2 separate regions of the Homo sapiens genome follow, and region 2 is linked to region 1. A link is a loop called in an ENCODE intact Hi-C map of the cell type or tissue named here. Cell type or tissue: OCI-LY7. All regions are shown on one strand.

Region 1 (8,000 bases):
CAAATAAAATGTTTACCTTGTTTGCCAAAAGAACATTCTCATTATAGAGCTTCTGGATAACCTCCCTCTCAGAGTGTTTCCCGGGGACTCCACCCAAGATGCTGCCCTAAGTGTCATGCAAAAGAGAACAACGGAACCTTCAGCTCATCCTGGCTCTTGAATCCAATCACTGTTGCACAGCTTGGGGCTTCTCTCCTGTTGTGTGTATGTTTTTTAACGTGCTCACTTTATTATAGATTTGTAAATATTGAGCACATGTGCCAAAATACTCTGTCATTCCCGTTTGGCTGGTTATAGAGATAGTTCCCATTTTTCTTCTATTATTCTTATTGCCAAAGAAACCTAACTGTGCTAAGTCTATTACTATTGAATCATCCCCTCTCAGTGCTTAGCATTTACTCTGGTGCATTCCTTGAAAAAATCACAGTTGGCCATTATGCTATTTTTTTTTTTTGATACAGAATCTTACTCTCTTGCCCAGACTGGAGTGCAGTGGTGCGATCTCGGCCCACTGCAGCCTCTGCCTCCTGGGTTCAAGTGATTCTCCTGCCTCAGCCTCCTGAATAGGTGGGATTACAGGCATGTGCCACCACGCCTGGCTAATTTTTGTATTTTTAGTAGAGACAGGGTTTCACTATGTTGGCCAGGCTGGTCTCGAACTCCTGACCTCAAGTGATCCACCGGTCTCAGCCTCCCAAAGTGCTGGGATTGCAGGTGTGAACCACTGCGCCTGGGCCCATTATGCTATTTGAGCAAAAGATTTGTTAAGCACACCTCTACACTCCTCCCTCCCTCCCTCCCTTCCTCCCTCCCTCCCTCCCTCCCTTCCTCCCTCCCTCCCTATCTTTCTGATAGGGTGTTGCTATTCTTGAGTAACTGGATCTACAGGCATGCACCACTGCACCTGGCTCAAGAACTTTCTTCTTACACTGTACATATTTTGGTAAAAATGAAATCCTGATGAAGCTTCTAAAAGCCTTATTGTACTTAGTTTTACTTAAATATAGACAGTTCAGGAAAGCAGGTATTTCTGCCACTGGTTGTGTGACCTTAGGCAGGCCCCTGTTTTCCCTGGGCCTGAGTTTCACAGACCGTAAAGGAGGAGATCGGGCCCCTCCCAGCTCTGGCGTTCTGTCCCAGGAAGGAGAAGGCCGACGGCGGAGGCTGATGCTTTGGCCCTTCCCAGAGCTGCCTCTGCTGTCTGTGCCTCTTTTCTTTGCTCTGTCATCTTCCCTTGCTAAAGGCCCTGGGTTGGGCCCCAGCTCTGCTACTTGTGTGCAACTTCATTCTAGCCTTTTATTTTATTTTATTTTATTTTTTGAGATGGAGTTTCACTCTTGTTGCCCAGGCTGGAGTGCAATGGCACGATCTCAGCTCACGGCAACCTCTGCCTCCCGGGTTCAGGCGATTCTCCTGCCTCAGCCTCCCAAGTAGCTGGGATTACAGGGATATGCCACCACGCCCGGCTAATTTTGTATTTTTAGTAGAGACGGGGTTTCTCCATGTTGGCCAGGCTGTTCTTAAACTCCTGACCTCAAGTGACCCACCCGCCTCGGCCTCCCAAAGTGCTGGGATTCCAGGCGTGAGCCGCCGCGCCCGCCCATTCTAGCCTTTTAATCTCTCAATGGCATCAGTTTCCTCGTCTTGAAATGGGGTTGAGAAATTGTGAGGAATTCAAAGCGTCAGAACTTCCAGCTGCGAGACCTTATTTCCTGTTCACTTTTGCTTCTTCCCTGCAGACCAAGTTGGAGGTGCGTCCTCCTTTTGCCAGACCTCCTCTTGTGCCTCTTGCTGTATGCAGAGCGTCGTGATGACAGTAAGAGAGAAACCACCAGTCCCCTCCCGGTGGGAGCTTGCATCTGGGTGGGAGGGGCTCATAGAGGAGGCAGTTGAGGAAATGCGTAATGGTTGTGGGGCAGGGGTGGAGGTGAGGGGAGGCAGGCACAGCCAGACTGTGAGCCAGGCAGGACTGGGCAGATTTGGACATGGGTGGCCTGAGTGGCAGCAGCATCAAGGGTTCTGGGACCAAAGCCACTTGTTTTGGTGCTGGTCTCAGTGCCCTCCACCCACGTCCTCCAAACCCGAGGAGGCCTCGGGGCTGCCTGTGGAGGTCCATGGCCTGTGGCCCATTCTCATCTTGTGCCTCTCAGGCGAATTTTCTATTTGGGTTGTTGTATTTTTCAGTTCTAAAATTTTCATATTTCTTTTTAATATTTCATGTATCTGCCAAGATGATGTATCTTTTTGTTCACTTCAGTAGTGTTTGTTCTTACTCCTTGGAGCATGGTTATAACAGCTGCTTAACGTCTGTGATATTCCAACACCTGCCTCATCTTGGGATTGGCCTCAGTTGCTTGTCTTTCTCCTTGTGAGATGTGAGAGTTCTGTGGTTCTTTGTACGTTGAGTAGTTTTGGATTGTATCTTAGACTCTGTGAAGATGAAGTTATGAGATTCTGGGTCTTGTTTAAAGCCTGCAGAGAATGTTATTTTTGTTTGTCAGCAGGTTGGTTTTAGCAGGTAGTTGACTTAGGCTGAGACCCCAAGTTCCAGCGAGGGCAGCTCCAATGTCAGTTTTCAAGTCTCTGTATTTTGTGGTTGGGATCTGCCCCACACGTGCACAAACCAGTGGCCAGTCTGGGACCGGGGTGATAATCTACCCACGGTTCAGTTCTCAGGGCCTTCGGTGTGCAATTTACGGTCCGCGCCTGCGCCGTCGAGGGATACTTACGGCCCGCGCCTGCGCCGTCGAGGGATATTTACGGTCCATGCCTGTGCCGTCGAGGGATGGGCCCAGGAGCTTGGATCCAGCTTTATGGGATTCCTGCCCTGAGCACCTCCTTCTCTTCAGTCTCTGTGACACTTTCTGGCTTTGGGGCCACCCCACCCCACCCTTATTCCCCCACCCTTTCTGGCTCTTTGGCTTGAAGGCCTGGGCTTTAGCTTCCCTGCTTCACCACACACTTCCTGAGACTGCAGCTGCCTCTGCGGCCAAACAAAGAGAAGATGGAACGAGAAAAAAAAGCCAATGGGAATTTCCTCCATACTTTTGGAAGCACAGATCCTCTGGTCAGAGAGAAGAGTTCTCTGTGCCTGTCCAGCTGTTGTGGTGGGTTTGCTGTAAACTAGGTACCCATTGACTGATGCCAACTATGGGATGCCTTGTGGGTCATCCAGAGGGCAGATGTGGGCCTGAAACTGAAAACTGTGATCACAGCCTGTAACCCCTTGTCACCTGCTGGAATGTAAGCTCCAGTGAGGACAGGCCTTCATTGCTTTGTTCATCGATGTATCTCCAAGTGCCTAAAACAGCGCCTGGCACATGGTAGGCACTCAGTAGGTATTTGCTGAGCTTGGTGAACTATCATTTCTGGTAATAGGAGCCTCTGCCATTTACCCTGTACAGAGGCTGTAAACCTACGAAACTCAGTGTTCCCTTTCTAGGACAAATATTTTGCAACACCTTTACTTTACTGAAATGAAATTCCAAAGGTAATATAATCTGTCCACATACCGTGTTTAAACATCAGCCTACTGTCAGTCACAGATTCGGGGTTTGCCTTACTATACTGAAATTAAATTCCAAAGGTAATGTAATCTGTCCACATACCATGTTTAAACATCAGCGTACTGTTGATCGCAGATTTGGGGTTTGCCACCCACACCAGTCATCCAGGACCAAGACCCTTCCTCCAGCTGCAGGAGTGTCGGCTGCTCACAGCTCACAGCTGAGGCCCAAGAGAGCCACATTTTTGTCCCTGGGGGGAGGGGAAGCACACATCCAGTGACCGGTCGAGTCTCCACTCCGGCATCAATTTGGGACATCTCTGAAGGCCACCCCAGGCCTAAGCCCTGAGGGACCAGCTGCATCCTCTGCTATGACTATATCACAGCTCCACTTCTCCCTCTGCCCGATCCTGTATTATCTGCCCCTCACAGGCACACAAATCTCCCTCTCAGAGTGTTTCCTGGGGAACTCGACCCAAGATGATGCCCTAAGTGTTGTACAAGAGATAAGAGGCTGGGTGTCGTGGCTCACGCCTGTAATCCCAGCACTTTGGGAGGCTGAGGCGGGCACATCACTTGAGGTCAGGCGTTTGAGACCAGTCTGGCTGACATGGTGAAACCTCGTCTCTACTAAAAATACAAAAATTAGCCCAGCATGATGGCGCATGCCTGTAATCCCAGCTACTTGGGAGGCTGGAGAATCACTTGAACCTGGGAGGCAGAGGTTGCAGTGAACCGAGATCACTCCATTGCACTCCAGCCTGGGTGGCAGAGCAAGACTCAAAAAAAAGAAAAAAAAAGGAGAGATAAGAGAAGCGTAGTTTATAATAAATGTGTTCTCTGCACACACACTTAGGCGTGACTACACTAGGACCTCATAGCATGAGTTTCTCAGGTCCCCCCTCAGACCAACTGGACAGGAGACTGCACTTTGACAAGTTCCGCAGGCATTTGTGTGCACTGGCGCGTGAGAAGCGTTTCTCTAAGATGTTACAAGGGTCAGATGCTTGTGCCTAAGTGACTGTGTGACACACGAGGGCGGACGCACGAGTCACGGCCACTCAGATACCACACGCGGCAGGTGCCGCCAGTGATAAGATTTCCACGTCGGTGAACAACTGTTGGTAAAGTGCCGAACAAAACACGTTATGAAACTTTCTCAACTTACACAGTAGTTGCATTCCCGGAAAATTCAGTTTGTCTTAAAATTGTTCGCAAGACTATTTTGTCACGTAGGATCCGTGACATTTCCTCATGGCGCATCACTGCCCCACGCATTGCAGGAGGCCGGGCCCTTCGCGCCGGTAGCCCTTGGCTCGGTGACAACTGAAAACACCCCCAGAGCTTCCCACACTGTCCACTAGGGGACATCACTGTCCTCGTTGAAACACTCCCAGAACTTCCCACACTGTCCACTAGGGGTCATCACTGTCCTCGCTGAGAACGACTGGTCCACCAGAGAGAACCCTGTGCTTGGAACTTGACATGGTATTACACGAATCCTCCTGACAAGCATAAGAAGTCTTATATTCTCTCTCTTTAGCTAAGAAAACCAAGTTCAGAGAAGTTCAGCAGTTTGTCCAGGGTCACACAGCTAGTAAGCAGGTAGCAAGCAAGATCTGGACCCAGGTCTTCCTGTCACCAAAGCCCATGTTTGCCACAACGTGTGCTTTCCAGGTGTTTGTAGGTGATCAAGAGTTGCACGGTCCCTAGGCCGTGGCCAGGTTTATTTATTTATTTATTTATTTTTATTTTTATTTATTTATATTTTCTAGATGGAATCTCGCACTATTGCTCGGACTGGAGTGCAATGGTGCAATCTCAGCTCACTGCAACCTCTGTCTCCCGCGGTTCAAGTGATTCTCCTGCCTCAGCCTCCTGAGTAGCTAGGATTACAGGCGCCTGCCACCACACCCGGCTAATTTTTTGCATTTTTTAATAGAGTAGTTTCACTATGTTGGCCAGGCTGGTCTCGAACTCCTGACCTCGTGATCCGCCCATTTCGGCCTCCCAAAGTGCTGGGATTACAGGTATGTGCCACCGTGGCTGGCCTATTTTTTATTTTTATTTTTGAGACGGAGTCTTGCTTTGTTGCCCAGGCTGAGTGAAATGGCACGATCTCAGCTCCACTGCAACCTGCGCCTCCCAAGTTCAAGTGATTCTCCTGCCTCAGCCTCCCCAGTAGCTGGGATTACAGGTGCCTGCCACCACACCTGGCTACTTTTCGTATTTTTAGTAGAGACGGGGGTTTTGCCATGTTGGCCAGGCGGGTCTCGAACTCCTGACCTCAGGTGATCCACCTGCCTCAGCCTCCCAAAGTGCTAGGATTACAGGCGTGAGCCACCGAGCCAGGCGGTGGCCCATAAGTTTTAAAAAGCTCTCCACGGAGTTGTCATGAGCACCCAGGACTGAGAGCCCCTGAGCTTCACTTGGAATTAACGTGAGCTTGAGCGAGGCTTTGCAGCACGCCGGGCTTGGCAGGTGCAGGCGGAGCGGACCGAGGCGCTGAGGCCGGGGCTGCGCTGGGAGGGGAGCGCGTCCTCCGCGGGCCGGGGTGGGGCCTCCCTGTCTGCGCGCGCCCCCTGCCGGCGGCACCCGGCCCTGCGGCTTCAGCGCGTCGGTCCCGGCTGGAGCTGAGCGTGGCTGGAGAACAAATCCACAGCCAAGTGTGCGTCCGGCTCCTCCGGGAAGCAGTCGTGAGATGGGGATTAAACTCCCCAGGGTTCTATTAGGGGAGGTGACTGTGTGAGAGAAAATAAGGAGGCAGCCAGAGGAGCTGGGAGAGCCTTCAGACGGCCATGCAAGTCTGCACCTGCGTGAAGGAACGAGGGAGGGAGCGCCCCAGACCCGCCGTGTGCCTTCCTACCCCTGCCCTCCCACCCCTGCCGCAGCCAGCCGCTGCCTGGGGCTGCCCCGGGAGGCCCGGCCTCAGCGCACACCACGCTCAGGTGTGCAGCCTTCCAAGGGCTGCAGCTGGGCCTCGGAGTGATGGGAGGTCCCTTCCTCTTCGTGGCCACCTCACCAGTGTCATGGCTAGGAACGTGGGCTTTCGTCAAGACCGCCTGGGCATACCCCACTCCCGCCTGGGTGTAGGATCGCGAACAACTTTCTCACCCTTCTCGAGCCTTGGTTTTCTCTTCCGTATCATAGACATCAAAAGAATTTGCCACAAAGAGTGGTCACAATGCTAAGTGCTTGGCATGCGGTAGAGACTCGATCATCCTTAGCTGTTGTTATTCGTGTCAGAGGCGTGTGAACCAGAGCGACTGCATCTTGAATGGGAGCTGGGTAACATGAGGCCGAAACCTACTGGGCTGCATTCCCAGATGGTGAAGGCATTCTAAGTCACAGGATGAGATAGGAGGTTGGCACAAGATACAGGTCATAAAGACCTTGCTGATAAAACAGGGTGCAGTAAAGAAACCGGCTCAATCCCACCAAAACCAAGATGGCCATGAGAGTGACCTCTGGGCGTCCTCATGGCTACACGCCCACCAGCACCATGACAGTTTACAAATGCCATGGCAACATCAGGAAGTTCCCCTACATGGTCTAGCAAGGGGAGGCATGGATAATCCACCCCTTGTTTAGCATATCAGCAAGAGAGAGCCATAAAAATGGGCAAAGCAGCCCTCAGGCCTCCATCTGTGGTGCAGCTGTTCTTTTATTCCTCTACTTTCTTAATAAACTTGCTTTCGGGCCGGGCATGGTGGCTCACGCCTGTCATCCCAGCACTTTGAGAGGCCAGGGGCTGGGGCGGGTGGTGGATCATGAGGTCAAGAGTTCGAGACCAGCCTGGCCAACATGGTGAAACCCTGTCTCTACTAAAAATACAAAAATTAGCCAGGCGTGGTGCGGGCGCCTGTAATCCCAGCTACTCGGGAGGCTGAGGCAGGTGAATGGCTTGAACCTGGGAGCCGGAGGTTGCAGTGAACCGAGATCATGCCACTGCACTCCAGCCTGGGTGACAGAGCGACTCTGTCTCGAAATAAAAACAAACAAACAAAAAAATAAACTTGCTTTCACTTTACAGACACACCCTGAATTATTTCTTGCACAAGATCCAAGAACCCTCTCTTGGGATCTAGATCGAGACCCCTTCCTTGTAACATTAGGACTCTTCAACTATTCCCATGTTATCTGAAAGAGTGTAAAGATACAGTCTATTCCAGAAGGAAATCTTTCTTGTAAATCCATCAAATATTTACATGTTCAGAGCCGCCTTCGCCCAGGATGGGGACACTGGGGATTCTTTCTGCTCTACCCTAGCTTTTCCCTCCCTCCTCCACATCCAGGGGGTCCTGGAGGCCCTTCTATCCACCCAGGACCTTGGCTCCGTCCAATCTTCCTCTTCCTGGAGCAGACGAGAAGACTTTAGGAGCCATGGAGGAGGGGAGAGGGTGAAAGAAAATGGCCCTCGGAAAGGCACAGCCACAAAACCAGCGCACCTTTCTTTTGCCATCATTGGTGGCCTCACGACTCTGGTGCACTGTTA
Region 2 (8,000 bases), 230 kb after region 1:
GAGAAAGTGAGTGGCTCTTCCTTTCTCCTGGATCTCGGCTGTGGGGCTGCCCGCCGCCCTCCTCCTCCCACCCTAGGCTACCTGACCCGTGGAGGCCGGCCTGAGACAGACGCATCTCCGAACACCAAGTGCCCCGTCTTCTAGGCCATTCCAGGGACGGATGAGTCAACATGGGCTTCTTATCCTAATGTTTTAATTTGGAACTCCGCTATTGATCTGATGTTTACAAAGGAACCCACGCGTGACATTAAACTGTCAAAAGAGAAGCCTGCACCCTGCGAGAATTCCTGCCTGAGATACTGTCTTTTTGTGAGTGTAAGTGCAGAGAGAGCCCACGCAAACCGCAGGACACCAGAGCCACCGCCCTGCCCCTCCAGGCTGCCGGCACTCAGGCTCACCCTCTCTGGAGGAGCCATCATTCTGGCCTCAGATTCTCCTTCCAAAACACTGCAAACAGAATGTCAGGCAAAGAAAGAAAGAGCCAGGCACACATGGAGAGATGGCAATGTGAGTATAAGCGGTGAGAAACCCAGCAAATGAAAACGTCTACACGAGAATGCAGACGCAGCACCCTCAGACGCCGGCTGCAGAGAGCGCTGGAGACATTGTCCATGAGAAGAAAAAGAGAAGGTCAAGAACTTCAGTGGAGAAATAAAAATTACACAAAAAGGAAAGATTTGTTTTTTTTTCTTTGCTGATTGTATTCTTCCTATTCTCCCTCCACTTTCTTTCTAGAACTCCAACTTTTCTCATTGCGTTCTCTATTTTCCCATTGCAGTCTCTATTTCCATGCCTATTTGTAAATGCAATACAAAAATGATTGCCTGGAAAAAATACAAGCGATGTTTCAGAACTCAGTAAGTGGGTTTAAAAACAGTTTAGATATCACTGAACAATAATGAATAACTAGAAAGTAGGTCAGAAGAAGATTCTCAGAATGAAGGACAGAAGCATAAGGAGGAAAATAGAGAGAGCAAGTGTGAGGGACTGAACCGCGTCCTCCCAGAATGCCCATGCGGAAGCCTGGCTTAGTTCTGGCTGCCATAACAAAATGCCATAGACTGGGGGCTCAGAAACAACAATGCATTTCTCACAGCTTTGAAGACTGGGGAGTCTCAGATCAAGGTACCGGCAGATTCCGTGTGTGGTGAGGACCGGCTTCCCTGGTGTGTCACTGCGTCCTCACATGGGGGATGGGGGAGGGGCGCTCTGGGGCCTCTTTTATGAGGACACCGATCCCATGATCAGCGGTCCACCTTCAGGACCCCGTCCCTACCACAGGCCCCATCTCCTAACACCATCGCCTTGGGGGTGAGGATTTCAACAGATGAATTTCGGGGAACACGGACATTCAAACCCTCACAAAGCCCCACCCACCAAGGAGAGTCTGTCTGGAGAGAAGACATTAGGGAGGTAATTAAGGTGAAGTGCAGCCAGCAGGGTGGGGCCCTGATCCGATAGGACTGGAGTCCTTATGAGAAGAGGAAGAGACACCAGATTGCGTGCGTGTGTGTGCATGTGTGCGTGTGTGTGCACGTGTGTGTGCGCGTGTGTGCATGTGTGTGCACGTGTGTGCGCGTGCACATGCGTGTGCACAGAGAAAAGGCCTTGTGCACACAGGGAGCAGGTGGCCCTCCACAAGCCAGGAAGAGAGGCCTCACTAGACTAACCCTGTCCCTGTGTTGATCTTGAACTTGCAGCCACCAGGGTTGTGGAGCCCCTGGTCTGTGGTGCTGGCTTATGGCAGCCCTACTGCCCCAGTGAGATGGGAAGAGACAGCAGACACAATGAGAAGACACCACACGTGAGTAACTGGAGTTCTGGGAAGGAGAGAAAGAATAGGCAAAATCAGTATTTAAAGTGGTAATGGCTTAAAATGTTCCCAAACTAACGCAAGCCACCCCGGCCCCGGTGGGCTGCTTCTGACCCTGTGACCCGGGGCTGTCACCGCAGGAGCCTCCCTGGCCGCCTGGCTATTTGCTGTCACCACGGCAGGCCTGCTGTGGCTGCCTCCCCTCTGCAGATGCCACCGGGTGCCCTGGGGAGCGGCAGGCACTTCCTTTCCCGCACTCAAGATGCCCACATTTTGAAAACCCGAGGGGGCACATTGGATTCTCCAACTACACACTTTCAAAAGCCAAATGGAATCAACCTGGGTGCCTATCAATGGATGAATGGATACAGAACACGTGGTATCTTACGCAATGGAATACTCCGCAGCCATAAACAAGAATGAAATCATGTCGTTTACAACAACATGGATGGAATTGAAGGCTGTCATGTTAAGGGAAGTAAGCCGGGGTAGAAAGACAAATGTACCATGTTCTCACTCATTTGTGGGCACTGAAAGAGTGGCTCTTACAGAGGCAGAGAGTTGGCTGGTGGTTCCCAGAGGCTAGGCAGGGTGTGTGGGTGAGAGGCAGACAGAAAGTGAGGCTGGTTATGGGGCACAAACATGCAGTCAGGTGAAGGAGTAAGTTCCAGTGTTCCATAGTACAGTTCACAGACCAAAGGCAACAATCAGTTACTGTGTATTTCTGCCTCCTCCTCCCCGGGAAGCGGCTGGCCAGTGCATCAGGGAACACAGGTCTCTTTCCTCTGTCTTCCTCCATCAGGCTCCGGAAAGCTTTCCCCAGAGAAGACGCCAGACAGCAGGGGCTGCCTCCCGGGGCTTTTGTGACCCAGCCTGTTTCTCCATCCGAGCTGCAACCTCTGGGTGGGGGTGTCTGCACCTGGGGTGTGTGAGAGAGAGTGAGTGAGGGAGCGTGCCTGTGCCTGTGTGCGTGCATCTGTGTTCCTGCGGGCTGTGCCTCTCTGTGCACGTGTGTGCAGCCATGCGTGCGTGTTCACACGTGTGGAGTGTGTGCGTGCGTCCGTGCCTGGGTGTTGCGGGTGGTGAGGCTGGCAGAGCGTCCTGACCCCTCGGGCCCCAGGCCTTGTCCCTCTTCTCCGTGTCCCAATCTTCCTTCAACCGCCCGCCCCGCCCCTGCCTTTGGTGGCCTGGAGTCCCCACCGGCTCTGGGTACTAGGGCGCCGGGCAGCGCGGGAACTAACGGGCTGAGTCTGTGGGGTCGGGATGACTGAAAACATGCCCTGTCTTCGGTTTAGGCTCAGGCGGAAACCCCCCGGGGGCCTCTGGGGGCTGCGGTCGGTGCCAGGGGTCCCGGGCAGCTGCCTGAACGCGCACAGCGGCTCCTGCCCCGCAGCCTCCGCCCCGCGCCCGCGTCCTCGGGCCGGCAGCGCCCCCTGGTGCCGCCTCGGGTCTGTGCAGGGCCGGGCGGGCTGCGCGGAGCACCTGCAGGCGCCTCCATGGGTGACGGAAGACAGAGGGGCTGACCAGGTCTTCTACAGGTCAGTGGGCGATCAACAGCTGGACGCGTAGCAGGGGGCAGCCAGGTGGCCTAAGAGAATTCAGCAAGGCCGACTGCAGGCCGAGAGTCACCGGGAACTCACCTGGAAGGAGTGGATGTGGCCGCCCCAGGACCACCCTGTTCCAGGTGCCCGGCCCCGGCCGTGGAGCCCTTGGACGTATCTGTTTCTTTAGCTGCAGCGAGCGGGGTCCCGGTGCTGAGCAGAAGACCCTGTGCTGCGGTCCCTGTGCTCCCTGGCAGCTGTGCGAGGAACTCTGACCTTTGGGGCCCCTGGGCACCTACCCTGTTGGTTCCTGCTCTGGGCTGCCGAGGGCTGGGTGCTGTGCTGTGTAAAAGGCCGTATGGACGGGGCTTCTGTGTCCCCTGAGTCAGGCACTGCACCCTTATGCTCCCCTCAGGGGCCACACCACCTGCAGTGGTCCCTGGAGAGCAGAGGAAAGGTCCCCCTGGGCCAGATGGGGGCAACTGGTGGGCATCCTGCCCACCGACTGGTTGGGGGGCCTGGCTCTGCAGGAACGGAGGGGGGGCGGGCCAGGGGCTTTCCCTCCAGGTGTGGTAACAGATCAAAGAACATCTACCCCAAACCAGACCGGACTCAGCACACACCTTACCCAGGGCTCCAAAGACACCAGAATGGGGAGTAGAGAGGGAAAGAGACCAACAGAGACAGAGAGAGGGAGAGATTCAGAGCAAGGCGGGGTGGGGTGCGGAGGAGAGGAGGAGAGACCCCGGCCCTTCTCACCTCACAGACCGCTCGGGCTAACTTGGCCCCACCCCCACCATCCACCCTCCAACCCCACCCCCACCCGCCCCCAGGGCTGAGCAGAGACCTCTGGGACATGGTCACGCACACACAGAACCTGTCCCAGAAGGCAGGACCCCGTCCCTGCCCCAGCTTCTGGCTGGCAGGGCTGTGTCAATGACTTCTGGCCAAGCAACCCCAGGAAATGGCATTCCGTGGGGTCAGGTGGCTCCTCAGTGCCTTTTCCTGGCTTTTCATGTAAAATCATGGCAGGCAGCATCGGGAAGTGTCCCACACCTCTACAAGCTCAGGGGGTGGCCACCTTTACCCACAGAGCCAAAACGTGGGCGCAGGCTCCCCTCTGCAGTGGATGCGCTGAGGGCACACCCAGGCCCCGGCCCCCTCAGCGGCATCAGAGCAGCACACAGGGCCCGGTGAGGGTGGCCTCCACCCCTCCACCACACCAGGCATGGCTCGGAGCCAGGCCGGAGGGAGGGCGTCAGCTCTGCAATGCATCCAGTAGTTTCCACCCTTGGCTGTGAAGAGCGGCGTTTCCTGACAGAAGTTTCTAGCACATGTATGCTGGCGAGGATGCGGTCGTCTACTTGCTGGGCACACACTGTGCCAGGCTGAGTGGAGGCCCCCAAAGATGTGCAGCCCCGCAAACCTGTGAGTGCCGCCTCAGATGGCAACATGATGACAGGTCTGGAGCGGGGAGAGTCTCCCGGGTCACCCACCTGCACCCTGTGCTGGGCCAGGTAGTGCCCCCCACCCCACCAAGATTCACATCCCTTCTCCGGGGAAGACGTGCGCGATGTGACAGCCCGTGAGTCCGTCCATTCCGGGGACACTATGGGGGTCACTGCGGGGGGCGGGCAAACAGAGGTGCTTCAGCCCACACAAACAAGCTAATTGAGTTTTTCTGTTTGTTTGGTTTTGAGCGAAAACGTGAACATTTTGTCCAGCTGCTTTTTAGATTCAAGAGCAGGAGCAGCCAGCGCTGCTGAGGCAGTCACACGTATACAGCTTCACGGAGCAAGCACCCAGCCAGGGCCTTGCTGACTGTGGCTGCTAATAAAACAGCAGCAATTTAGTTTCATAAAATTGCTAATAGTTTTCTTAAAATGCCATTGCACTTAAGCATACACAGGGACACCCCCATCGTCTCTGCTCTCCAGTGGGAGGATATGAAGCTGGAGACTGGAGACTGGCCAGGGACAGAGGCAACTACTCCCTGAAATGATGTCACCCTGTGCAAGCACCTTCCCCAGGCCAGGCCAGGCCTCAACACCCCCCAGCACCTTCCCCAGGCCAGGCCAGGCCTCAACACCCCCAAGCACCTTCCCCAGGCCAGGCCAGGCCTCAACGCCCCCAAGCACCTTCCCCAGTCCAGGCCAGGCCTCAACGCCCCCAAGCACCTTCCCCAGGCCAGGCCAGGCCTCAACACCCTCCAAGCACCTTCCCCAGGCCAGGCCTCAACACCCCCAAGCACCTTCCCCAGGCCAGGCCTCAACACCCTCCAAGCACCTTCCCCAGGCCAGGCCTCAACACCCCCCAGCACCTTCCCCAGGCCAGGCCTCAACACCCTCCAAGCACCTTCCCCAGGCCAGGCCTCAACACCCCCAAGCACCTTCCCCAGGCCAGGCCTCAACACCCTCCAAGCACCTTCCCCAGGCCAGGCCTCAGCACCCCCATCTGAAAATGAGATGGGATTTCTGAGCCCCCTTTCAGTGCTGACAGCCCCCGGTTCTCCCGGAACAGGAATAAGTTGGCAAGCTTGTCAGAGAAACAAAGGAATAACGCAACGCATCCTATTTTCTGTATAGGGCAGGGCAGTGGCCACACCCCAAACACAACAGGAACTGCTGTTTTACTTGGGTCTGGGACCAAGCAAGAGCTTCTCCCAGAATCCAGGCTAAGCCCGCTCTCTCCCGGAGCAGGGGGTGAAATCCCTCAGAACTACTGTATGTTGGGGAGTTGGGGTAGGAGGCGCAGGGAGGCAAGCCCTGACTATGCAATTAAGGAAAACCTATAATTTTTATTATACAAGCATCGTACGTTTATTGCAGAAACTTTAGGAAACACAAACTTAACAAAAAGAAAAGAGGAAAAAATCCCTGTAATCCCAATCCCCAGAGAGACAACAATATTTCGTACATATCCTTCTGAACTTTCTTTCATGCCTAGGAACCTTCACACATTGATTTTTTATTGAAGGATCAAATCATTCCTAATGTTGGATAACCTCCTCATTAAACAGTTGTGAACAGGTTGTCTCATATATTGTGTCCACATTCCCATTTGACATATTATAATGGTATGTTTGAATATAGTGTCATATTTTAAAATACATTATAATAATCATTACCATTGTTTGAGTGCTTACTGTGTGTCCGGCACTGTACTGAGTACTGTGGACACATTATCTCATTTAAATCTCACAGCAGCATAAGTGCTATTATGATCATTTCCTTTTAAAGATAAGGAAACTGAAGCTGAAAGAGTGAAGGAATGTTCCCTGAATTACACATCTAGTCACTAGCAGAGTTTCAGTTTCCACCCAAGTCTGGCCACCTTCAAAGCATGTGCTCTTCAGGAAAGCATTTTCCATAGGAACCTTTTTCCACAGGAACCTTTTTCCACAGGAACCTTTTTCCTTAGGAAACTTTTTCCATAGGAAGCACCATCCCTTGGTAAAGATGTGCAGTAGTTTATTTAACCAGACCCTACTTCTGAAACGTTACTATTATCCACCACGCTGATCTGAACGTCCAGGGGCATATGTATCTGTGCACTTCTCTAATTATTTATTATTTAATTATTTAATAATTATAATTAAAGGAGGAGAGCAAAAGAGTTACCCCAAGATGGAGTGCCCCAGACTCTCTCCCAGGACTCCTCCCTGCCTGCCTGTCCATCAGTTTCACAAAAGTCGTAAAAGGATCAATGCACAGTGTGTTTACCTGTCTGGTGGCTGTCCTCACCGCCTGCGTTTCATGGAAGAGCGATTAAACCATTTCAGCTCCCTTTCCAGGAACCAACTCAAGAAACATGCCACCACCCCACCCTTAGATCTGGAGGGCCCGACCCCTCATATACCCTCTCTGTCCTTTCCCGGACCCCAGATGGAGTCTTCTGAGGTTCTCCATCCCACAGCCCTTCACCTCTATCCTGCCTCCACTTGCCCCAGCAACCTGATCAGCTTCCACAGAATCCCAGGAAATGCATCCAGCAGGCCCCACTTTCATGGGGTCCAAGCCCATCAGAGAGCAGCAGTTTGGGCCTGATGCCTGCCTGCTGCTCCTCTGTGTGGCTATGGCTGGAACAGAAGCTTCCAGAGCTGCTCAACAGTGCACTTCACAGAAGGTCAGAGCTGGACAGGACTTCAGTGCCCATTCCAACCCTCTCCAAATACAGGTGGAGAAACTGAGGCCCAGAGAGGGACAGGGACTTGCCCAAGGTCACTCGGGTTGTTACAGGCAGAGCCAAGACCGCAAACCATTTCTCCGGACTTCCATCCCCACCCCTTTCCATACACAACCCTCCATCTGCCTTTTCCTGATTTCGCCAAGAACCACTAGAAGATCACGAAGAGGCAACAGCAGGAGCAGGCTGTGAGTAGGCTCCAGATCCTTCCCTCCTCTCCACTCCTCAAGTGCGGAGACGTCCTGGAAACTCCGCATCCCAAATCCCCGAAGATCACCAGCAGGAGCCACTTACCTGCACTCATGTCTGTGGTCGGCCTCGTCCGAGCAGTGGTGGGCGTGGCTGTTGGGGGCTTCATCGTGGTCTTCGCTGAGGTTGTGGTCTTGGCTAAGATGCTGTTCGTCCTTCAGCTGCTGTTGGTTGTAGTCGGAGGGACAGAAGGAAGAGGGGCCCTGCTGGTG

The links. A loop is a pair of places that touch in the nucleus more often than their neighbours do. Peaks named below come from ENCODE experiments on the same cell type or tissue, not always from the same donor. Only the 100,000 strongest peaks of a DNase experiment are listed, where the experiment ranks them.
Region 2: a loop joins it to region 1, with 4 times the contacts of the local background. A loop is called at or near these places in 11 of 110 quality-filtered maps.

What each region holds. Positions count from the first base shown.
Region 1 is chr3:195,847,949-195,855,948 of GRCh38, reverse strand. All of the region lies in intron 1 of LINC01983 (long intergenic non-protein coding RNA 1983), which reads left to right. Among named protein-coding and RNA genes, the nearest start is that of LINC01983, 8.5 kb to the left of the region's middle. RefSeq lists an enhancer at 4,626-5,126. In OCI-LY7, CTCF peaks have their summits at 4,684 and 4,903 (motif pointing right); a DNase peak (open chromatin) is centred at 4,908.
Region 2 is chr3:195,620,063-195,628,062 of GRCh38, reverse strand. It overlaps the pseudogene MUC20P1. Among named protein-coding and RNA genes, the nearest start is that of APOD, 40 kb to the right of the region's middle. RefSeq lists enhancers at 1-486, 3,092-4,088. In OCI-LY7, no CTCF peak of the experiment used is centred here; no DNase peak of the experiment used is centred here; H3K27ac peaks cover 271 bases.